2 separate regions of the Homo sapiens genome follow, and region 2 is linked to region 1. Evidence: read pairs that join two places in POLR2A ChIA-PET (ENCODE). Cell type or tissue: A673. All regions are shown on one strand. Links, peaks and the distances in the headings refer to the core of each region. The heading gives the core; the rest is flanking DNA.

Evidence for each region. Peaks named below come from ENCODE experiments on the same cell type or tissue, not always from the same donor. Only the 100,000 strongest peaks of a DNase experiment are listed, where the experiment ranks them.
Region 2: POLR2A ChIA-PET joins it to region 1 with 6 read pairs; 1 of 35 experiments calls an interaction of 5 or more read pairs at or near these places.

What each region holds. Positions count from the first base shown.
Region 1 is chr18:50,788,560-50,792,962 of GRCh38, reverse strand. No RefSeq gene overlaps it. Among named protein-coding and RNA genes, the nearest start is that of MRO, 29 kb to the left of the region's middle. In A673, for the core only: CTCF peaks have their summits at 956 and 1,160 (motif pointing left); DNase peaks (open chromatin) are centred at 1,192, 1,802 and 2,282.
Region 2 is chr18:52,390,184-52,394,586 of GRCh38, reverse strand. All of the region lies in intron 1 of DCC (DCC netrin 1 receptor), which reads right to left. Among named protein-coding and RNA genes, the nearest start is that of DCC, 52 kb to the right of the region's middle. In A673, for the core only: no CTCF peak of the experiment used is centred there; a DNase peak (open chromatin) is centred at 2,216; H3K27ac peaks cover 3,000 bases.

The DNA of each region.
Region 1 (4,403 bases), core at 257-4,256:
TCCAGATACTAAGTACCCATTACATGTCAAATAGGATTCAGTTTACAAGTTTAATACCTATCTATTTTGTACAATTTAGTTATATCCAAATTTTTTGGTATGATAGAAAGAATAACATTCAGAAGTTGTGGAAAACCTGACTCTTTTCCTTTAAGTTACTCTAATAGTAAGATCAAGTTTAAGTAGCCTGGGCGTGGTGGCTTACACCTGTAATCCCAGCACTTTGGGAGGCCGAGGCGGGCAGATCACGAGGTCAAGAGATGGAGATCATCCTGGCCAACATGGGGAAACCCTGTCTCTACTAAAAATACAAAAATTAGCTGGGCGTGGTGGCACATGCCTGTAGTCCCAGCTACTTGGGAGGTTGAGCCAGGAGAATGGCGTGAACCTGGGAGGCGGAGCTTGCAGTGAGCTGAGATCGCACCACTGCACTCCAGTCTGGTGACAGAGTGAGACTCCGTCTCAAAAAAAAAAAAAAAAAAAAAAAGTTTAAGTCAAAAACTAATTAAACTCCATTAGGGAAAAATGAAAATTTTATATGTTTGGATTTAAATCTACTAGAGTGACAGTTGATTTACTAGCTTCCAACAAGCCTGAGAAGAGGAAGCCCAGGAATGTGAGATTTTCTGACGAGTAAGATCTACACACTGTGCAGAGTGGTGGATTAAATTAATTCAAAGCTAGTGAGCTCATTTTACAACTTAAAGGAACAAATTCAATTTCCTAAATAAAAATTTTATGACTTAAGGGAACAAACACAATTTCCTATAGTAAACATGGTTTGCTTATTTACGTGGTTAAACTATTTGTATTTATGTCTGGTGTCCTCCCATTAACTATCAATAAACAAAGAGAGGGTTTTATTATGAAGGTAATGGAATTTGCATAGTTAAATCTGTTTAATCTTAAAAGACCTTTGCCCTACCTGGATCTGTGATTATACCAGGACTTAACGATTAACCAGCTCACTCTTACCTTTCCCAAGAAAAGTAAGGGCTGGCCAACCATTTTGGATTTCCCAAGCCTTTTCATTAAATAAGATGGAGACTTAGATGTGAACAAATGAGGTCTGCCTAAGAAATTAAAACCTATAACTTCTGGTTTCCCCAGCATTGACGCAAGACTGTCTCCAACTGGCTGTGTGACTGCCCCCAACTGGCTATAGGATGGGGAGGAGTCTGAGCTGGTGGGGTTGGTTCATCCATCTCTAAGGGGTGTTCAAATCTTGCCCTCTCTGCTTCTGTGTGTTTCTGGAGCTGGAGCCTGTGGTGTGGCCAATGGCAGGCAGCCTGTGGCAGAAAGTTGAGCTTTAGAGCTTCTACTTTCAAAGTTCTTTAGATAAGAGAGCAGTTCATGATGATTTCTTAACTGAAGAAATACTGTCAGTATTTTTTCATGGATGGGCTTTAAACAATCATCAAAAATAAGCAACAAACAGACAGGCAAAGCCATTGCCTAGTCTCTAGTTCACTCCTCTGCTTTCCCCCTTCTGGTCCTGCCCTGGCTCCACTGGGTGAAGTAAATCCAGCCTGTGTGACATGTGGAGTCTTGCAGAAAGAGGCAGTGGGCAAGATATCTCAGCTGGTTTCTCCCAATGGAGGGTTTGGCTAGGATGGGATTTCCTGCAGGGCGTGTGTGGTGAGGAGGTGGAAATCATTTCTCATCTCAAAACGTAATCCCTCTTTCCCTACTGTGAATATAGCCACCCCCAGAGCCTATCAGGCACATCCCTTGCTCTTTTTAATAAAGCCCTTTCACTTGGGGTAAGCTCTGTTAGGTGGACATGTACTATTCAGCTTAGTCTTCATGCTCTGCTGCTGGGGTATTATCTGCCCATAGCCTGTTACAGCAGGTTTGAAGGCTGCCGGAAGAACTGCAAGTACCTCATGCTGTTGTGCCCTCTCTAGAACAATTTAACAGCATGAGTTGTATTATCATAGTCAATTAGGATTGCTGTACATCTCCCTCCTGCCATGAGACTCATTTATTACCAAATTTAAGCATATTTCTTTGACTGATTTATTCAACACTGTTAGGTGCCATTGATTCCAAAAATTTGGGGAGTACATATTTTTATGTGTGTGTGTGTGTGTGTGTGTGTGTGTGTGTGTGTAATACAGGGTTTAAGTAATGCTTTTGCAGAAAGAGAAACTCTTCCAAATACACACTACTTCTCAAGGAACCTGTATTTCAAGGAGTGCTAGAAAATCCAGCAAAGCAGCTGTTAAACCACTTCCATCCCACCATGACAAATAGTCCAATCTAGCTAGGATTCCTTTCTTTCTTCTCTCTCTCTCGGCACTTACAATTTGACAACTAACTTTTGGACTCTAGGGACTTATCTTCTTCCAATCCATAATTACATTCTTAAGAACTCAGTCCCTTGGAGACTCACCAGGACTTTGCATTCTTTTGATCTGCATGAGGAGGCGTTCTATATTAAGAACTGCTGATCTTTTCCTGGGACCCCCATTTGGAAGGACTGTCTGAAAGATTCCACTTGCATGGTTGGCCTGGCATGAGCTAACATCTCTCTTCAGCTGCTGTGGAATGTTCCTTGGGAGACAGGTGCTCTAGGTGCAATTATGGCTGACAGGGACGTCAGCCAGAGGAGGCCTCTGCTTCATGGGGATGGCGCATGCATGTGGCACTCCTTGTTTCTCTGTAGAACCCTGCGACTCCCCTTCTCACTTCCCCCTTCTGAAACTTCCTTTCACCAGGGGACCTCAGCCCCGCATGTACCCCTTGCAGCCCCTTAGCCTGCTGCCTTATACCACGGAGCAGGCGGAGAGCTCCCAGTGTGGGGGACCCTTGCCCAGAGTTGGGGGTGGCAGCAACCCTCCATGAACCTGCTCTTTTTGGCCTGGCCTTGGCTTTTCTCTGCTGTAATCAATAATCAATAATTCCACATCCTATTTTCTGAGGGCCCTGTTCACCCTGACCTCCAAGGAGACAGAGTTGTCAGATCATTATACGTGAGCAGTGAAGCTGGGTGTGGTGGCTCACACCTGTAATCTCAGCACTTTGGGAGGCTGAGGTGGGAGGATTTCTTGAGGCCAGGAGTTTAAGACCAGCCTGGGCAACACAGTGAGACCCCATGTCTAAATATATATATATATGTATGTATACATATATACACATATATATGTATGTATACATATATACACATATATATGTATATATACAAATTAACCAGGCCCAGTGGCACATGCCTATGGTCCCAACTACTTGGGAGGCTGAGGCAGGAGGATCACTTGAGCCCAGGAGGTCGAGGCTACAGTGAACCATAATAGCACCACTGCATTCCAGCCTGGAAGACAGAGAAGACTCTATCTCTAAAATGTGTGTGTGTGTGTGTGTGTGTGCAGTGATTGCGCAGGATCCTTCCAAAGGATATTTGCATTGTTTCCTGGGCCTCTAGTGTATGCTGTCCAATATGGTAGTCTCCAGCCACAGGTGACTGCTGAGTAATTTAAAGATGGCTAGTCTAAATTAATAAGCACTGTAAGCATATGAAAAACACACTGGAAGCCTGGGTATGGTGGCTCACGCCTGTAATCCCAGCACTTTGGGAGACTGAAGCAGGTGGATCACCTGAGGTCAGGAGTTTGAGACCAGCCTGGACAATATGGTGAAATCCCATCTCTACTAAAAATATGGACAAAAAAAAATTAGCTGGGCATGGTGGCGGACGCCTGTAATCCCAACTACTTGGGAGGCTGAGACAGGAGAATCACTTGAACCTGGGAGGCCGAGGTAAAAGTGAGCTGAGATCAAGCCACTATACTCCGGCCTGGGCAACAAGAATGAGACTCCATCTAAAAAAAAAAAAAAAAAAAAGAAATACACATTGGATTTTGGACACCTACTATCAAAAAAAGAATGTAAAAATATCTTATTAATCATGTTTTATATTGATTATATTTTGAAATGACAGTATTTTACATATATCAGGTTAAATAAAATATATTCAAAGTTAATTTCATCTGTTTCTTTTTAGTGTTTCTTAATGTAGCATCTAGAAAATTTTAAATTATGTTTGTGGCTTGCATTATATTCCTTTTCACACAGTGCTGCCCTAGTGTATGTTTGAAAAGCCAGGCAAGCTACTCCAGAGGCTGAGGCACAAGAATCTTTCGAACCCGGGATGTGGAGGTTGCAGTGAGCAGACATCGTGCCACTGCACTCCAGCCTGGGTGACCGAGGGAGACTCCACCTCAAAATAAATAAATAAATAAATAAATAAATAAATAGCCAGGCAGCTGGGGAGAGATTTTGAGCAGGGATCCTGAGAAAGCACATTTTTTTTACGATGCTTACTGGCTCCCTCCAAGAATAAGGGTGGCTTTGATGGGGGGTTTGGTGGGCGTGAGCTACTGCAGTAGTCTCCTGTCCTGTAACGT
Region 2 (4,403 bases), core at 132-4,131, 1.6 Mb before region 1:
ACAAATCTGAGGCTAGGTGTGGTGGCTCACACCTGTAATCTCAGCGATTTGGGAGGCCAAGGCAGGAGGATCACCTGAGACCAGGAGTTGGAAACCAGGCCAGGCACTGTAGCAAGACCTCCACCTCTACAAAAAAAAAAACCACTTTAAAAAATTAGCCAGGTATGGTAGAGCACACGTGTGGTCCTAGCTACTTGGAAGCCAAGGTGGGAGAATCCCTTGAGCCCAGGAGTTCAAGGCTGTAGTGAGCTATGATCACACTTCTGCACTCCAGCCTGGGCAACAGAGTGAGACCCTGTCTCAATAATAATAATAATAATCATCATCCTAATTCTGTTGCAAATAGTATTCAAGTAAATGAAACCTGAAGGCTAGTGTCATTCAACACAGCAATAGAAAGACGAGGATGCCTTGGGTATAGGAGTTGAGATCTATTTGGACCAAGTTTTCTGAAGGTATGGCTTTAGAGATGAGCTTCTCAGGCTGCACCTGTTGTTTTTAGCTCATAGTATTGTAAATGGTGCTGGATTTAGCCGATGACAATTTACCAGCCTATCGTGAATTTACCAGTAGGTAGGGTACTGTGTGGTACAAATCAACTATGGTGTGGATTGAAAAGCATGCTATGAATTGAGAATTAAAATACGCATTTAGGAAACAACACAAAATTGCAAAAATCATGGAACCTGAATCTGAAAGGGGTCTTAAAAATAATCTAGTCTAGTAATTTTTAATCCTGACTGGAAATTAGAATCTAGGTAATTGGCCTGTGGTTGGAGCCCAGATATTGGTATTGTTTAAAAACTCTCACACGCGATTTTAATGTGCACTTAGTTTTAACAATCACTTTTCTGGAACAGTGGTTCTAGACTAACTTTGTGTTGTAAGTATGAACAGGTTTTAGAATTTCCTGAAGTTTGTCAAAACATTGATCCCTGGGCTTTAGTCCCAGATATTATGATTTAGCAGGGCTTGGTTTTGTTCCAGGAATTTTCATCTGTAATAAGCTCCTGGTGATACTGATGCAGGTGGTTAGGTGACCACATTCTTGGATCCACATCCAGGCCAGTGGTCCTCAAACTTTGTTGTGATTATTCATGAAAATATAAATAATATAGAGATTAAAATATGGATTGCTAGGTCTCACCCTCAGAGTTTCTGATTCAAGATTTGCATTTTTACAAGCTCCCATTGGTCCCACACTGTGAGAACCACTGACTCAGGTCATTCGAGGATGAGGAAGTACATGTTAGAACCATCTGATGTGCTTTCTTCAAACTATATCTGCATCGTCCCCTCTACATTCCATGAGATTCCGTATGGTCCAAGTCAGAAATCATTGATACAATAACCCTCTGTTATGAATGGGCATGTCATTCTTTCATTTCATAGTTAAGGATATTTAGGTTTAGAATGAAAATGACTGAACCATGATCACACAGATATTGGGAGTGTACCTGTGGTCAGTGCCTGCAACATATCTCATCCCACAGTGAAAGCCCTGATGGACATTCCAAAGAAGAACAGAGGGGAAAGTCTAATTTCATCACTTCTCAGATTAGCCTAGTACTGGCCCTGGCTTCACCACAGAGGAATGAATGAAAGGTAAACAGCTTCCATTGCAAAGAAAAATAACATCTGTATAAGATTGGAAGAAGATCCTAAAGGGACATAACATTATATTCTTCCTCCTTTTTGCCAGAAACAGGATGCTATTGGTATTGCATAGTTCGATTCCAATCCTGAAAAAAAGTGGAAGATGGAAGTCAACTTTATGGTCTTTCCATATTTTATTTTCTTGGTCTTTCTTTCTATAAACCAAAATGAACTTCACTGCATTTTTTGAGTAGACAGGAACACACCAAAGTAAATAATGTACCACCCATAAGTGGAGCATGGGATCACAGACAAAGGCATTAGCAGCAGGAGTATTGCAACAAGTTTTCCCCTCACCTACACACACACACATTCTTAAGCCCCTGATATTAGTGAGGAATGATAGTGCCTTAAATAAAATGCACTGCCCATTAGAACTAAGTTTTTCTTCTTCCATCAACTTGCATTGTACATAAAGTAAATATGAATTGGGTTTACACATATACTACCCTTTCTCACTATCGGTAACTGCCATTAGAAGACTTCACTATACAGTTTCAGTCACAGCTTATGTGCAGTCATCCTATTAATAGCATTAGCATGTGGCAATGTATCATCCAAGCTTTCTAATTGGTTGAGTTGCCTTTTTGTTTTACTGAACATGAGAGTGACTCATGCAACTGCCACCCTTCGGCACAGATAGAGGATTTTCTGTTATTAGGCTGAAAAATACCATATTTCAGTTTACTAAATTGCACATCAAGAACCTCAAGACAATTACTATACTTCACTCTATGAGCCATCTATTCATCTGCTACCAGCCACTTACCTAGAGCTTCACGTTGATTCTGAAGCATAATTAATAGATCAAGTGGCTTCTTATTCACACATAACTGAATGAGCATGTGTGCTCTACCAGGCAGGCAATCTGTGCGCCTCATAACGCAGATTTGATTTTGACTTATTGGCATTTATGCCAAGAATTTGTGGACTCGAATAGTTGACACATAGCGCTACACTGGCAGCTTTAAAGCTGATACACAGATTTGTGTCTGACATTAGCTGTCCCAGTGGTGCAGTCTGTGACACTTCTCCCAGCCATGCAACTGTAAGACGCCTTCCAAAGATTTGGTAGAAAAGCAGCGTGCCCATATGATGGCATAAGCAGGTTAAGTATATTTCCAGTCACCCTACCCCCAATAGATCCAGGGATATGCCCAAATAGAATAGAGTTGCTTGATTATAAGGTGGTGCTCAGTTGCATTATGACTCCTATTAAAGTTTGACCAGTGTCCTTGGTAAATAACTCAAGTATTCTGCTCCCTTCCCCCAGTCCCCTTGAACTAGGGCAGTTTTTGAATCTATGAGCCACTCTGAGTATGGCAAGATGATAACCTTCACTGACAACCAATGCTCAAAGCAGGACAAAGACCCAGATAGCCTGTCTTCATCTCAGAAAGAAAAGCAAGTATGAATTCTTAATTCCTTCTGGTTCTCTTATTCTCACTTTAAAACCAACTTCCTCTGGTCAAACAATTTCTTTGAATCTGTTTAAACTATATATTTCAGTTAGAGGATGCAAAACCAGAAATTAGAGGAAAATAAAATTGGATCTCTCTTTTGTGCCTAGCTATATGCTTGTTGGCTTAAAAAACACACAGTCTGATTTTAGATATTAAGATCCATAATGGTGAAGCAACATTTGAGGGTCCTTCTAAGTGTTCATGAGCTACAAAGCAGAGAAGAAAAATCCCTTGGGAAGAAGTCAAGAGATGATAGGCTCCAAATTGATCCTGCCTCTTATAAACTATTGTAGCTTGGGGATGTGCCTGTTTATACACCAAGTTTCTGTTCCTTCATCTTCAAAATGGAAATATTACTTTATAATTTTGGTTTAAGAACCAGATGACAGCATACATGAATGTAGAAGCCTAAAAGTGTGTATAATATTATACACACATACACACACAAAAAAAAATCTGTAACAAGATGTTCTACCCTTACATAGATGTGAAAGGCAAGAAGATGATAAGACTTTTGGTAATGGAGGGGACAAACTTCTGCAAAATAGGCTGTATAAACTCCAAGTGCTAATACACTCAATGTTCGCTATGTATAAGAGAGTGTAGTATGCTGAGGGAAGTGTAATAATGAATACAACTAACAATTTCTGACTTAGTGATCTGGGGAAAAAGATGGATATGAGGAATAACTAATATTTGCCTAATGAGACAAGTGGCCATGATGCTTGGCCACAAAACTGTTGCCCAGGACTCAGGATGCTGCATTTCTTCTCTTTCCTTCATCCTAAGAGACCATGAGTCTCCTTGGAGACCTGCGAACTCCACCATGTGACAAGAGCAGATGCCAACCTGGGTTTCTTCAGACTGCACAGTAGCATAAAAGGTGGAAGCCATTCCACTCATCAGCAAACACAAATGACTATAGTGTGAAATCCTACCCACAAATTTAAAATAAATGATGCAAACTTCTTTATTTTTAAATTTATTAGGGTAAAAATGTTCAATGATTGCTACTAAATTGGAGTGTCTGTAGGCAGGGTAAACCTCTGCCAGGCTTCCCAGGAGCCCAAGACTGTAACAGCTGTCCCTTCTGTGCCCATCCTGGTGTGCTCACCAGACGATTGACAGAAGCAGCATGAGAAGGTTGTGGATGTCTCCCAGCAGGTAGAGCTTTGGAAATAGATCCACCTACCTCCAAAGGGATATGCAGTCACTGTTTCATTACTGAGAAATGGGGAAAGAACAGAAATACATTCATGGAAGAAATGTTTGTGGGAGAGCCAA